Regions from separate parts of the Homo sapiens genome. Here region 1 is linked to region 2. The links are chromatin contacts, found by Hi-C in ENCODE. All regions are on one chromosome and are shown on one strand. Each heading gives the region's core, a stretch centred on a gene start or an enhancer-like site at or near the end of the contact. The rest is flanking DNA. Distances are from core to core; before and after follow the strand shown. Region 1 overlaps UTP11 (UTP11 small subunit processome component). Region 2 has its middle 130 kb from the start of MIR4255.

Region 1 (7,641 bases), core at 861-3,360, 740 kb before region 2:
TCCCAAAGTGCTGGGATTACAGGCATGAGCCACCGCGCCCGGCCTTTTTTTTTTTCTTTTTTCCTTTTTTATTCTTGACATGGAGTTTTGCTCTGTCACCCAGGCTGGAGTGCAGTGGTCCCATCTCCGTTCACTGCAACCTCCGCCTCCCGGGTTCAAGCGATTCTCCTGCCTTAGCCAGCCTCCCGAGTGGCTGGGATTACAGGCACGCGCCACCATGCCCAGCTAATTTTTTGTATTTTTAGTAGAGACAGGGTTTTACCATGTTGCCCAGGATGGTCTCAAACTCCTGAGCTCAGGCAATCCGCCCACCTCAGCCTCCCAAAGTGCTAGGATTACAGGTGTGAGCCACTGTGCCTGGCTGAAACTCAGTCTTTATTCCTGATAGGGAAGAACCCAGAAAGAGGGTCTCTTCTCTCCCTTTCATCCTATGCCTCACTTCTCACATTCACACAGACATATACTTTCACACACAAATACACACATATTGTACACATGCTCCTACACGTGGCAGAGAAAAGAGAAAGACTAAAGAAGAAGGTAGGTAGGTGGAAGACAGTGTGTGCCCAGAGGGCAGTTCCTGGGGAGGGGGTGTCAGGGTGCCCAGGGCATGGAGTGGGCAGGAGCCTTCATGGCTTCCTCTCTTCCCTAGCCAGCGACCAAAGGTCAGCCCAGGCAACTCAGCCACGTGCAGTCCACCCACCCTGCCTGGTCAGGTCATGTGAGACCAGGACCGAAGCCTCATCAACACTCCATTGTCTTCCAGAGCCCAGCCTTATGCTGAACCTAACAAGCCCCCTCCAGCCCAGGACTGGTTGGTGGCCCTCCAGAACCTTTGGTTCCGTCCTGAGGGACCCTCTGCAGGGGTCTCACAGTCCCTGCCTTGAGGACAAGCTGGGTGATGTTCAGCCAGATCCCAACCCTCTCTGGGACTTTACATCCCCTTCTGAGAAACGGGGAGGCGCTGGCCTTCCATTTGCACAGAGAAGGCCTAGGGTGAGGAGTGGGGAGCAGGGGAAGAAGGGCCCTCTTTCTCATGTTCCCTCTGGGGGCACATACCCCATCCCATGCCACCTCCTTGCCCATTCTCCAGATGCTCAGCAGGGAAGGAGAGCACAGCAGAGGGCCGAAGCGCGGCCCTGAAGGTCATCTTGCACGTCAGCACTGGGGCAGCCCCAAAACCCCTTGCGCCCTGGCTCCCCGCCTGGACCACAACACAGGCTCCATTGACTCCTGTGCGCCCTCCTTCCCAAGATGCACACAAAGCCGTGGGCTCGTGGTTACTGCCCACGGGCCCCTGAGCCCCACAGGACCCACCCAGGGAAGGAGGCCAGAGCTGGCTGGCTGGCTGCAGCTCCTAAGGGGCTGGCAGGAGGGAAGGATCGTGCACCTACGCAAGAATCTCCTGGTTCTGGGCAGAAAGCCCTCATAGCCGACCTCTAGGCCCTGTTCTACCCAGGCTGGAATGGAGTCAAAGACCTTGAGGACCCAGCTGGGACAAATTCTCTGCCAGTGCCACCTCTACCCACCCTTCATCCTGTTTACATCTTGCAAACACAAGGACATTCACCCCTGCCACTGAGACTAAACCTGGAGCAAAGCCGCCCTGGCCCACCCTCTATCTCCCATAAGGGAAGTCAGGTGGGGAAAGATGCTTGTCTGGGGGAGGGGGACTGGAGGAAAGCTGGGGCTGAGAAGCTCCAGCCCCTCTGGGGGCTTCAGTTAGGGGAGGGCTGCCCCAGCAGGATGACAGAGAGATGATTAAACCCACAGAGAAGATTGATAAGGGAGCTAAACAGCTGCAACTCTGCAAGGTAGGCTGGGACAAATCTCATCTTGTCCTGGCGGCACTCAAAGCACTGGGGGGCTGGGCCAGCCTGGCTGAGCTCATGACCTACACAAGCTCCAGAGCAGGAATGGGGGCAGGGGTGGCAGGCTGCTCCCACCTTCTTCCTCAGGGCCCAGCCCCCATTCCTGCCGCCTCAGAGCTCCCTCCCTGAACAACACCCATTGGCACCTAGGCGGCGTGCCCCTCCTCCCCGGTGCCCCTTCACCCACAGCACCTCCGTCTCAGCTCTCACTCTCGGTATTATTAGATGTGATTTACAGCGGAAACGCTGAGTCAGACAAACCAAGACTTCCCCAGACAGAGGCAGTGGGAGAAGACAGGAAGAGTCCAGGGCAGCTGGCCTCCCTGGGCAGGGTCCTCAAAGGGAGTGAGGAGATGGGGACAGGGGTCCCCAGCTTCCAGGATGAGTGGGAAGTTTGCCCCTCCTGTTTCTCCTTTCTGTCCCAGGCCCAGGATCTTCATCTGGGACTCCTGGATATGCAGACCCCTTTTCTGACTCCCAAGCAGCCTCTCAGCCTGTCCTGCCAGCCCCTGTCTCTTCCTTGGCAAGTTTGAGAAAACAGCCCAGGGATCCTGGAGCCTGGAAACAAGGTGGTTCTGCTGGGTCCTGTTTCCTCACAGCAAGGCCCCGGTTCAGAAGGCAGCCCCTGACTCCCAGAGATGAGAGGCAGGAAAAGTGCATGGCTGGGGTCCCAGCCCCCTACTCTACAAACAGAAACACGGGCACTGTGTGCTCCTGGGGCGTCCAAGGGCCCTAGAACCGGTGGAGAGCACACATTTCTGCTTCCACCTTGTGCGGAAGAGCACAGTGGGCAGGTCCGTCTCTGCTCCCTGGGTCTCTGACTCCCTGGCAGGGAGGAACTGGGCATTGTTGCCAAAAATAAACGTTCCCTCTCCCGCTCCCTGGCTCCCGGCTCCCGCTCATTAGGATGCGTGGCGTTTGGCTGCGGTCCCACACCTTGCAGCTCATTATAAATATGCAGTCGCTGCTGGCGCTACCCCAATCATCTCTGCAATCAGAGCTTTTAATTAGGTTAATTAAATTGTATCAAATCTCGCAGGGACGCAGTTCACTGATGCTGATGAGGCAGCCAAAACAGACCCCAGCTCCTCCGCTAATGAAGGCCGCTGCCTGCCTGAGCCATGAGGGAGCAGGAGCGCATAATAAACGGGCGCGTCCTCTGGGAGGAGCTGCTGCCCAGGCCGAGCTCTGGGGACCTGGCAGGGGGTCTAAATCAAGCAGTCCAGGCTCCAGCTGCAGCAGAGGCTCCCAGCCCAGGAGCCGGCCCCTTCACACAAGAACCAGGGCAGCTTCAGGAGCCCAGGCACTGAGAGCCTGCCACGCTTACATAGCAAACTTGAGGGGGCCCCAAAGATCCACTGACTCTGTCTGGGACTCCTCTTTACTTCTCCCCCAGAATGGCCCAATAAGGCCAGGGCTCCCTCTCCTACACACCTATATACACACACACATACACATACACACACACACACACACACACACACACACCAGCAGTTAGCCCTGTCACTGCCCCCGGATTGTCTTATTAGCCAGAGTGGCCAGGCTGAGACTAGAAAGCCCATCCTGCCACTGCCAGCCTAGTCTCCATCTGCTATGGAGACCATCTGCCCCTGGCGGGGGGCTGGGGTGGTCTACAATGCTACCAGCCAGCAAGAGGAGGGGGTGCTGCCCCCTAGGCTCCATGTGCCAGATGGACCTTCTATATTCCACCTACCACTCCACCTCAAGAACCCTCTGCCAGGGAGGGACACCTGTCCCAGACCTCCTGGGATCAAAATAGCTAGGGAGGGGAGATGGTCCCTTCCTTCCCTGGTCCCTCGCCACCCTGAGTTCACTGTCCCATGCCCTGGCAATCCATCTCTGGGCACTGGAGACCACAGGCTTCAGAGCTGCAGGGCCCTGCAAAGGTCCTCCCCTGCCTATAAGCAGGAAGGCAGGTGCTGCCACCTCCAAAGGGGCTGTCCCCAACACTCCACTCAGCCTGACTCCAACCCCTCCCCTTAACCCCTCCATCACTGGTCTCAGTGTCTCTGAGCAGATGAGGAGAGAGGATGGGGAAATTTTCAGTGCTCTCGGGACAAGTTGTTTCTGCTATAGAAGCTGGTTTTTTTGGTTTGGAAAGGTGTTTTTTCTTTTTTCCACCCAGTAATGTGAAAACATGAAACCCGAAACCAACCCCCTACATTTGTCACCTCTGAGAGAAGCCTTTGGGGTAACTGGGAGAAAGCTGTAAATGACTCAGGCTGATTCAGGGCAGGGGGGTGCTGCCCAGCTGCCTGGGGCACCACAGTTTCATTAACCCGATCTGAGCATGGCCGTCAGGTGACAGATGCAGGGAGGGGAAAGGAAGCCCTTTCCATCCTCTGCTTACCCCTAAACACAGCAGTTCCCTTGATATATTCCTCTTGCCTAGAAAAAGCTGGGTCCTTAGCTCCGTTCTGGACGAGCCTCTCCTACCACCACGCAGGAGCACAGGGCTGGACTGTGCAACCACCCCAGCCCCAAGCAGTTTGTTCCCTTTGCATTAAGCGAAGCGGACAAGATGAACAAGGAGACCTAGGTGTATGCTTCACCTAGGAGTAGACTGGACAAGACTTCCTAAATGTGATGATGATGGATCCAGGAATAGGGAGCCAGGAAATTCCTTACAGGGAGCCTGAGAAGCAGCGGAGACGTTCTTCCCTCTGGCCAGAGCAGTTGAGGAAAGAACAGGCAGAAGCATGAACTAGGCAGCCTCCTCTACACTCCAACCTCTCAGCAGTAGGCTTGGGAAGGGAAGCTCTGCCTCCCTTTGTTTTACAGCTTCTCTCTGATCCTTCCCTGCACTTTTTGCTGAGACAGACCTGTGGAGACCTGGTTGGGTACAGAGGGCGCACCCTCTGACCCGGGGAGGCAGCTGCACAAGCCCAAGAGGCCTGCCAGGTCCACTTCAAGACAGTACTTCAGGTCCGCCCCCAATTCCTCCACTCACCTGGGGCTTTGAGCCAAGACTCCCACCCACGATTCAGCCCGCCCTTCCCCAACACCCTGCACATAAGGCTCCGGGAACTGGCACGCTGGGAGAACTTGAGCGGGGAGCCCAGCACCACACACCCACTTGCCTCACTGTTTCAAGTCCCAACAGGCCCTGGCCTCACCGGCCTCCACAGGTAGGCAGAGCGAGTCTGCATCTGTTGGCTGCCTTCCCTGCTGGAGGACGTGCAGCTCTAACTGCTCAGTGCCCCACCGTCAGCAGCATGGGGGAGAGGACAGTGAGCGACAAACAGATGCTTAAAGCTGCACGGAGGGAGACCCCTCCCAGGTCTGGGTGGAACCACCCTATGGGAAACTTGGGGCTATGTGACAGAGACCTCCCTGCATGGTCCTCACTAGAAACAGGAAGGAAAAGCACCTTCCTGCCCAGTCTTCCTCCTGGGGCCACACTCATCTCAAACTCAGGGTGAGAAAATCCCATTTCTTCATGGGAGCTCTCCCCCCTAGCATTAAATTCAATAAGCAAACACATGCAAGTACTTCCTAAGTACAAGGACACTTTTGAAAGAAGACAAGTGTGCTGGGTGGGTGGACACCAAGTCCCTGAGAAGGAATCCCAGCAAAGGGGCAGCAGCTCCACCTGCTGGGCCCTTTTCCACCCTGGCACCAGGAAGCAGTTAGAAATCAGAAAAAGATTGGCTAGGAGCAGTGGCTCATGCCTGTAATCCCAGCACTTTGAGAAGCCAAGGAGAGGTGGATCGCCTGAGATCAGGAGTTCGAGACCAGCCTGGCCAACATGGCGAAACCCCGTCTCTGCGCCTGTAATTCCAGCTACTAGAGAGGCTGAGGCAAGAGAATCGCTTGAACCCAGGAGGCGGAGGTTGCTGTGAACCAAGATCGCGCCACTGCACTCCAGCCTGGGTGACAGAGCAAGACTCTGTCTCAAAGAAAAAGATGAACTTATTCAAGAATAAAGCTAGGGCTTGACACTCTCCTGCTTTGGTGGGAAGGGCCCTAGGATGCAGCAACAGACTAAGACTGAGCCAGGCTTACTGAATTCTCTGTTGGACAGACCTGAAGGGTCCACATCACCATAGAACTGCTGTTTGGAGACTTGGTTTGTACAAGAGACCTGAGCCAAACAAGTCCTGACTCAGAAAATCCCTCCAGCTCCATAGGCTGCCCACAGCCCCCTTGGCACAGCTAGAGCAGTATGCCACCAACAGCCCAAATCACCCCTAGGCCAAAAAGGGCGGCTAAGCAAACAATACTCTTCCCTCCCCAACAAGCCAAGAGTCTAGGGTCCCACTGAGTACCAAAGCGGCAAAGCCCTGGCCAATTCTCAGAATACATGGGGCTGGGGCCTGTCTTTGCTTAGTCACAGGGACAGCCAATCTCTTTGCTTAAAATCCTTGAGTCTTGGAGACAGCACTCAGTGTAACAGCAATTCAGAACACCCAGCTCCCCTTACAGCACTCCGATTACCTTCAGCCTGGAACTCACAGTACACCAAAAGGATGCACTTTCCTGCTCCATTTGGCCTGGGAGTGTGGCTCTTCAAACGTCACTGTTTGTGCTCCTGTGCCAGACGGTGTGTAGGTATGCCTGTACCTGTTTATGAGGCCTGAGTTATATGTGCCTTGTGCATCTGTGAACATGAGATTCCATGAGGCGAGCCTACCTTCATGTGGGTGTGTGGTTCGTGAGAAGGCATTTAGGTCTATTCCCTATCCTCTCCCCCACTTTCCCACCCAGCAGGGGCAAGAGACGGAGCAGCAGCATCCAGCTGTTTGACCCCAGGATCAGACTGCTGCTTAGTCTGCTCACTCCCCTGTCTAGTATCACTATGATGAGTCCCTTCCCTGGTTTGATCCTCAAGTCTCTAAAACTTTCAGCATTGACTGAGCTCAGCACCTCCCCAGAAGGGAGTGCATACACACAATGGGAAGCATTTCCTTCCTGAAGGCAAAACCTACTGGTTTCTGTTTCCTGACCCTTCTTGCTGTTTTCCAGGGCCCCTGATTTAAATTCCACTGGGTACACCCTGAGGAAACAGGCTTCTAGTCTAGGCTTGTACAGGAAGCTCACAGTCATGGGCACTTATTAAGCATTAACAATTTTCTTTTAAAGCCTTACAATCCACACATGGCTGTTCTCCCTCCTTGGTGTAAGGGCTACGCAAGCCCCCCAGAACCCCGCTCCCTGTTCTCCCATGTTTGCTCTAAGCATGTTCAGTCCTGTCCTTACTGTCCTTGGCCTATAATCCTGATATGGGCAAACAAAGGAAGGAGAGAACCAGAGAAGAGAAAGAAGCTGGCCAACACACCCAGGGGTCCATATTCCCAGAGTGAAGGTCTGCACCAAGCTATTCTAGCCTTGGAATTGTGAGTTGGCATGGAGTGCAGAGGACAGAGACACAGCCAGGCCTATACTGATTTGAGCTTCATCAATAAGGAAGAGGTGCTCCCGTAGGTTCCTTGTTCCAAGAGTTTCTATCTGCAGCTGTTAAGTAAGAGAAAAAAATTCCTCCTTGGATAATTTATGAAGCCACCTGAATAGCCAATAAAAGAAGAATGAGTGAGGGTAAAATCAGTCTATCCACTAGATAAAACACTATGCAATCATTAAAAATAATATTTATTTTAACGTTTACTCTAGCATATATTACTGTAAAAAACTTTTGTGATGTAACAAACTGGGAAAGAGCTAATGATTTAATTAAAAAGTAGGACATCGGCCGGGCGCGGTGGCTCACGCCTGTAATCCCAGCACTTTGGGAGGCCGAGGCGGGTGGATC
Region 2 (6,858 bases), core at 2,905-5,404:
CAGTGCTAGCCTTTGAGCCCGCTTGCCTCTTCTGAAGGCGTAGGAGAGGATGTAATGTGGGGCCCTGGCCCCTATGAAGACTTAAGACCTGTGAGCCCCGTCAAGCAGCTCAGGAAGGCTGGAAGAGAAAGAATGCAGGGAAGGACGTGCCCAGCCTCTTTCCCCAAAGCTGTCGCTGCTACTCTGGCCACCTGGGCCACCCTGCTCTGATCTGTGTGCAAGCCCAGCCTGAGGCTCCCCAAGGACTGGCTCTGGTGGCGGCATCTGTACTTGGAGTTGAAACGGTTCTGCAGAGGTGTTTAGTCTGGCCTGGGCCAAGGAGGGGGATAGCGGGGGCGCTCAGAGCTTCGGGTTTTCTTAAGCAAGTTGCCCCCCACTCTGTTCCTTCCAAGCCTATGGGATTGTGGCAGGAATTTGCTACAAGGCACAGAGCCCGTGGCAAGGCAGAACCCTAAGCTTTTATTCCTCCCATTCGGGGTCAACCAGGATAGGGCCTGCGGGGTCTTTCCACAGATCAAGCTCTCAGGGAACAGAGGGCAATAGACAAGGGTCCTCCCCAGCCTCTGGCTCCACAAGTGTAGGAGTTGAGCCGGACCCCTCAGCTCAACCTCTGACGCAATGCCGCATAACATAAGAGAGCAGCCTAATGTTCCCCCCTCATTTGACTTCAGGTGAAATTGGGTAAACTGGCTTCTGAGCTCTGAAAGTAGGCAGGACTAGAGACGGTTATTAGTAATAACAGCTGACACTTTTATAACGCGATATGACAATGAAGTTGGTCCTAATATCATTCTCATTTTAAGGTCAGAAAACTGAGACACAATAAAAATAAATAAACAAAAAAGAAAACCGAGGCACAGAGAGCTTAAGGACTTTGCCCAAGTTCTCATACATCCACAGTAGAGCCAGGATGTGAATCCAGGTACCTGTTCCTGTAAGTATCAGTCAGGGACTGGTGGAAACACAACTGAAACCTGGAAGAACATTCTTTCCTTCCTTTTCTTTCTGCTTACGTTTTGTAAGCACCATCAGTGGCCCAAGCCCGGGCTCCTCTGCGATGGTGGGAGGGCAGAATGATAGAAGAGGAGGGGCTAGTCCCAGCCTCTAAGGATGCTCACTTGGGCTGTGCCCACCTTGGCGTTGCTGTGGGCTGATGGAGCTGGGAGCCTAGGGAGGAGCCTCAGCTGGGTTTTGGGATCATGAACCAGGGCTTGACTTCCAGCTCAGCTGCCTCCTAGATGAATGGTCTTGGGCAAGAGACCAGGACACCTCGCAGCCCAGGTTCTGCTTCCTTCAAACGGGCAGTGCGTGCTTCGCACTGGCTCTCCTGCAGGCTGGCTTGTGTTTCCATGAGATGATAAATGGCTTAGTGTTTTACAAATTTAAACATCTCCCCAGGGGTGAGGGAGTTTTAGAAAATGTGTTCTAGAAGGAATAGCCTACTTTTCTTCTATGTGGGGACCTTGACTGGGGACGTCTCAGAGGCACGCTCTGTTCCAGACATTGCTCCTCTTCCCCCAACCAACCTTCTTCCTGGTTGTGCATCGGGAGTGACTTCCTTGCTTTACACATAGCAATGTCAATAACTGTCGAATTGAGGCATGAGCTTGGAGATAGGGCAATTGTCAAATGGCTTCTGGCAGACACAGGCAGTCTGGGACTTCTCAGATTCAATTTAGATAGATTTTTCTGGCATCAAAAGAGCTGCAAAAAGTTCCTCCTCATTACTCCCATTTTGCAGAAAGCAAAACTGAGGTATCTGGAAGACCTGCCCAGCCAGTGCTAGGTCCAGAACATCTGGCTTGCAACATGGAACTGACACACCTCCGTTTATGCTTCAGGTTTTGTCTCAAGCCAGGATCTTTTCCTGGGAAGGAGTTGATTCAAACTAGGACAGACCCATGTGTCACCCCAACGACGAGGAGCCAGATGCTGTCCTGACTGACTCTCAGACCTTTTCCCCTGTGCTGGCCTTCCCCCTGTTGGGACCATGCTCCCTGCTGGGCAGATGCCCTGAAATACTCTGTCCAGCTGCCTCCCCAAACAGGACCTCCACATAGTAAAGGTCAGAGCCAGAAGGGCCCTGTAGGATAAAGGGGGAAATTGGGGCCCAGAGGGGAAGAGGCTTTGCCCAAGGCTACTCTTCTAGTGTCCTCGGTGAGATCATGCTTCTCCTGGATTTCCTAAGCTGATCTTTCTGGAAGGACCACAGCACCCTAATTCCTTTTCCCGTCAGGCAATAACTGTCTTGTTTAAACTGTCTCTAGGATTAGTCAAACAGTCAGAGATCACAGCCAACAGCTGCCCTGTTCTCTCATTACCGGGTGCCTATAATTAATATTTATAAACCAAGAGGGTGCTCGTCTTTCTTTGCTGAAAAAGAATTCAGTATTTCCAGTCAGTGGCTGCAAACATACAGCCCCTTGTTACCCTACCATGGAAAAAGAGCTTGACTACTTCAGCAGATGCACTTGTAATTGTAGCTGGCAGAGAACAGAGCCCGGGGTGGGCAGGGGGAGGACACTGGACAGGAACCCAGGGTGGAGGGTACAAAAATGGAGGAAGGGGAGACAGACTGGGAGAGAGAGACAGAGATATGGAGGGTGGTAGGATCACAGACACAAAGAGACACACAGAGAGAAGAAAATGAGAACACAAGCAAGAGAGAGAAGAATCATACAACCCCAGAGAGAAAAGGGGGTTCATCCAGAGACCAAGAGAAAGAGGTGGGAGACTAGAGAGAGACATACATACAGGAAGCAGGAACAGAGATGCAAAGAGAGCAAGAGACACAAAGGATCAGAGGCAGAAAGAGGCTGCCAATTAGAGAGGTTCGAAGGAGGGCACAGCGACTAGCAGGGAGACAGAGGTGGTCAGAGTATTTCAGCCATTGGCCATCAAGTGGGTGGCACTTGGCACAGAACCTGCACATAGTAAGCACTCAGTCAATCCATGGCCCGGCCCTTGTTGGCACTCAAAGTTGCTCACCCAGCATAGATCCTGGCATAAGCTCCCCACTATGGGAATTGACATCCAATAGATCTGCCCCCTACCCCCTAGCCCTAGCACAAAACCTGGCCTATGGTGGATGCCCCTTGCCTGCGGGTGATCTGGACATGGTGTTGAATGAATCCGCACCTCCAGCCTCCAAACCTTTGCTTGTGCTCTTCCCTGCTTGTGACCAGCCAGGTGCCGGGGAATGAGCACTGGGCTGGGAGTCAGGAAATCTGGTTCCTGACTCTGCCACTGAATGGTTGGGCAAGTCTCTTTACTTCCGTGTGCCTCAGTTTGCCCATATGTTAGGTGAGAAATGGTCTCAAATGGTCTTTGAAGTTCCCTCCAGCCTTAGAATTCCACGACCTGAGGTTCTGACTCACTTCTGTTCGCACCCTGGCCAAATGGGCACCCTGTATTCCAAATCCAGCCCAGCTGCCCTCCCTGATCTCACCTGGGATGTGGGGCAGGGCAGTCCTGGCAAGGACAGGCTCTTCTTCAGCCATCTGGGGCTCTCTGATTTGCACATCAGAACCCAAGAAGGGCTTTTAGCTGTTCATGCCCCCAGGCCGCAGTGAAGCAGGCAAAGCGGAAGCCACTGAAGAGGTGTCTTGAAAGTGGGGCTCATGGGAGCCATGAACTTGGCCCCTAGAAGTGGATGCCACATGGTTATTTATGAGGGCTGAGGCAAAGGCAGAGCGTGTGAGAAGGGAAAGCCATTTTTCAGGAAGGCAGAAGAGGTAGGACTGGAAAGTTGGGAGCCGCCATGTTTAGAGAAAAACCAGAGACCTTTAGGGGAGATGCTTCAACTAGCGGCCTCTTAATTTTACAGGTGGAGGAGAATGTTACCTAACAATCCACTCCCCAAACTCTATGTCCTAAAACAGCAATCATTCATTTCCATTGATCTGTGGGTCAGCAGATGTAGGCTGCGGTTGGCTGGAGGTGGCTTTGCTTCACATGCCCCTTCTCCTTCAGCTCCTGAGACCAGTGGGATGGCCTAGGCATGTTCTCTTCATGGCTGTGGCAGTGGTGGCAGAGAGCAAGCAGAAATACACAAGGCCTCCAGAGGCCTGGGCTTAGAGCTAGCACACCATTGCTTCACCTCATTCGATTGGTCAGAGCAGGTCACATGGCGAAACTCAAAAGGAGAAGTGAGAAATACACCCACCCACATGAGAGGGCACTGCAAAGTTCATGGCAAAAAGCATGAATACAGGAAGAGGCAAACATCTGCCAGGTGCCAGGTACTGTGCCCAGAGATAGGGATTTACAGTAAACAGGACAGACAAGGTCACTGACCCCATGGAACTTGAAATAAAGATGTAAACACGTGAATGAATAATAGTCATAGATCATGAAATTGCAGTAAAGGAAATCATGGGGTGGTGTGGCAGGGAGAAACTGAGACATCCACTTTGATACAATAATCTGGAACAGCCTCTCTGAGGAGGTGGTCTTTGAACAGAGCTGTAAGGTGAGAATAAAGAGAGGGAGGAATAGCTTCTCGGGCTGAAGAAGCAGCAGGTGTAGACTCCAAATCCAGTTCTCTTTCCAAATGATCCTGCTGCCTCTTGAGGAGGGAGCTCCAGAGATCTTTGGGGTGTCACCTTTTTCTCTATCACTGGCCACTGCCTTCATGACTAAGTCCTCCAACCAGGTTCTCACATGCCTCTGTCCTTCCAACCAGTCCATCCCCCATCACAGAGTCCTTTGCAAACCATGATTCTGACTATGTCCTGCCCCTGCTCAAAACCTCACAAGGGCCCCTGAGAGTCTACAGAATGAAGTCCGGGCCCCTGAGAGTCTACAGAATGAAGTCCAAGCCCCTGAGCCTCATATTCTAGGATCTGTAGAGACCAGTCCCAGCCCTCTCCCTATCTTCGTCACCTGTCCCATTCTCTTTGCTCCCTTCTCTCCAACCAGGTCAAGACAGTGCTAGAGGCAGCATGAGAGCATGGGCATCCAGACTCTGAGTTCAGTGTTTTTTCTATCATCCTGTGCTGCCTCTGGGATGGGGGGACCCAGGATGGTTTTGGATGGCACCTGTGCTTCATCCTCAATACCATAGTCTACGTCTGCAAGTAGACTATGAGTTATTTGAGGGTAGTGGACATGTCTTCATCATCACTATGTCTCCGTTGCCAGCCATCCCAAGGGTCTGCCAATTTTGGTGGGACTATATGAAGGCATTGGTGTATCCTGGGGTAGCATCATGACCTGCCCAGAGGAGACTCTTCAACTTTTCTCCAACTGCAGACAAATCTGCACTCTGTCCTCTATGTCCTCGTCTTGGTGGTAGGCAAGGACTTGGGGTGGGGAGGGGGAGAAAGGTAGGGCTCTTAGAGGAATCAAAGGGGCCTTCCAGTCTTCCTCTTGCCTTCAAGTCTTGGGCAACAGGATTCCCAGCCATGGCCATGCATATGGGATCAAAGCTGGGTCTTTGATCAGCTTTAGGGACAAAACTTCCAGGGAGCAGCAGAGGGCCTGGCATGTAGTAGGGCTCCATGACTTGCTGAATCGCTTGTGGGAAGATCCATGGATACTTCTGAGCCTGAAATCTGGTCCTCAACCCTGACATTAGAATCACCTGGGTAGCTTTTACAACACGTTGGTGTCTGGGTTCCATCCCCGATCAATTAAGTCAGAATCTGGGATTGGGACTCAGGCATGCCTTTTTTCAAAACTCCTATATTAATTAAGGTCATCTTAGTGGCCGTAAGGGATAAACCTTTAAATCTTAGAGGCCTCACTCAGGAGAAGGATTTCTTGCTTACATAGTCTATTGTGCCCTGGGCTGATTATGTTCCACACAGTCATTCAGGACCAGTGGATGGAAGCTCAGTTGTCTTCAACATGCGGCTTCCAAGGTGAGCTGGGTTTCTAGTCAGCAGATGGGGAAAGAGAGAGTGAAGGGTTGCTTGGGAGGATTTTTACCGGCCAGGCCTAGAAGTGAGGCACACCACATCCACCCACACTACATTGGCCTGAGCTCCATCAACGGGCCCATCTATATGCAAGAGAAGTCAGGAAATCTAATCCTTGGCAGGGAAGCCACTTTCAAGCAATGCTAGGAGGGAATCATAAATCTCTGGTGGCCAGCTGGACACCCTGTCACAGCTTCCCTAGTGATTCTAATGTGTGGGCAGAGTTGAGAACCACTGGTCTAGAGCGTCACAGCTTGATTGGAATTTTGTTCCAATTTCTCACCGCCCAATCTCTAGTGCTGTGGGGGCTCCAGATGAGCCTCCTTGGCTGCCATGCCTTCCTGTTTCATGTTTCTGACAGCCCAATCTGTAGGATGGGTGGGAACCCACAGGGAGTCTCAGTACAGTAGCCTCTTCCTGCTGGAAAGGTTTGTACAAGGGAGTCATGGGACTTGAGTCTGGAACAGATGGAGTCAGACCCTGCATGGCCTTAGAAGCCAGCCTGGGAGGCTTGGCCTCTGTTTGGAAGCCATTAGAGGGTTGAAAGTAGGCAAATGACAGCATGGTAATGAGCTGCAGGAGGGTTAATCTGGTAGAGGGTTGTGCAGAATCCTGGGGTAGGGGGAAGGCCACCAGGCTGTCATGTTCAGCTCTCATTTTCTTCTCCAGACAGATCAAGCTTTATGTATGGTCCTGCCTGGTCTTGGGGGGTGGGCAGGGGGTCTGCTCAGTGCCCAAAGGAAAAGATGGTGCTTAAATCCTGCCTCACTTCCCACACCCCTTCCAGGAGATCTTCCTTTCACTCTTCTTGATTGGCCACCCTTGAAACTATTCAGAAGAATATATTCTAGACTCTGGAAACAATTCCACAAAAGAAATTCCCAACATTTTATGCCATGGGGATGCTATTGTAAAAACTATTTATAGTCTCCCAAGG

What was found. Hi-C counts contacts between places; a loop is a spot of excess contacts on that map. Pooled maps may share reads with other maps.
Region 1: a map with no recorded cell type shows a loop between it and region 2 (19-fold over the local background). The contact joins two enhancer-like sites. A Hi-C loop is called at or near these places in 2 of 37 single-sample maps with no recorded cell type and 2 of 50 pooled maps.

The regions. Positions count from the first base shown.
Region 1 is chr1:38,024,645-38,032,285 of GRCh38, reverse strand. UTP11 (UTP11 small subunit processome component) reads right to left here. Exons shown (of 8, transcript NM_016037.4): 8 at 7,466-7,641. Among named protein-coding and RNA genes, the nearest start is that of UTP11, 16 kb to the right of the region's middle. RefSeq lists enhancers at 535-829, 1,571-1,630, 2,331-2,410, 3,544-3,593, 4,413-4,964 and 2 more. Within about 2 kb of position 2,110, at least 22 of the 41 ENCODE cell types and tissues checked have a DNase peak (open chromatin) inside an H3K27ac peak, as active enhancers do.
Region 2 is chr1:37,286,352-37,293,209 of GRCh38, reverse strand. No RefSeq gene overlaps it. Among named protein-coding and RNA genes, the nearest start is that of MIR4255, 130 kb to the right of the region's middle. RefSeq lists enhancers at 3,876-3,925, 3,946-4,045. Within about 2 kb of position 4,154, at least 4 of the 41 ENCODE cell types and tissues checked have a DNase peak (open chromatin) inside an H3K27ac peak, as active enhancers do.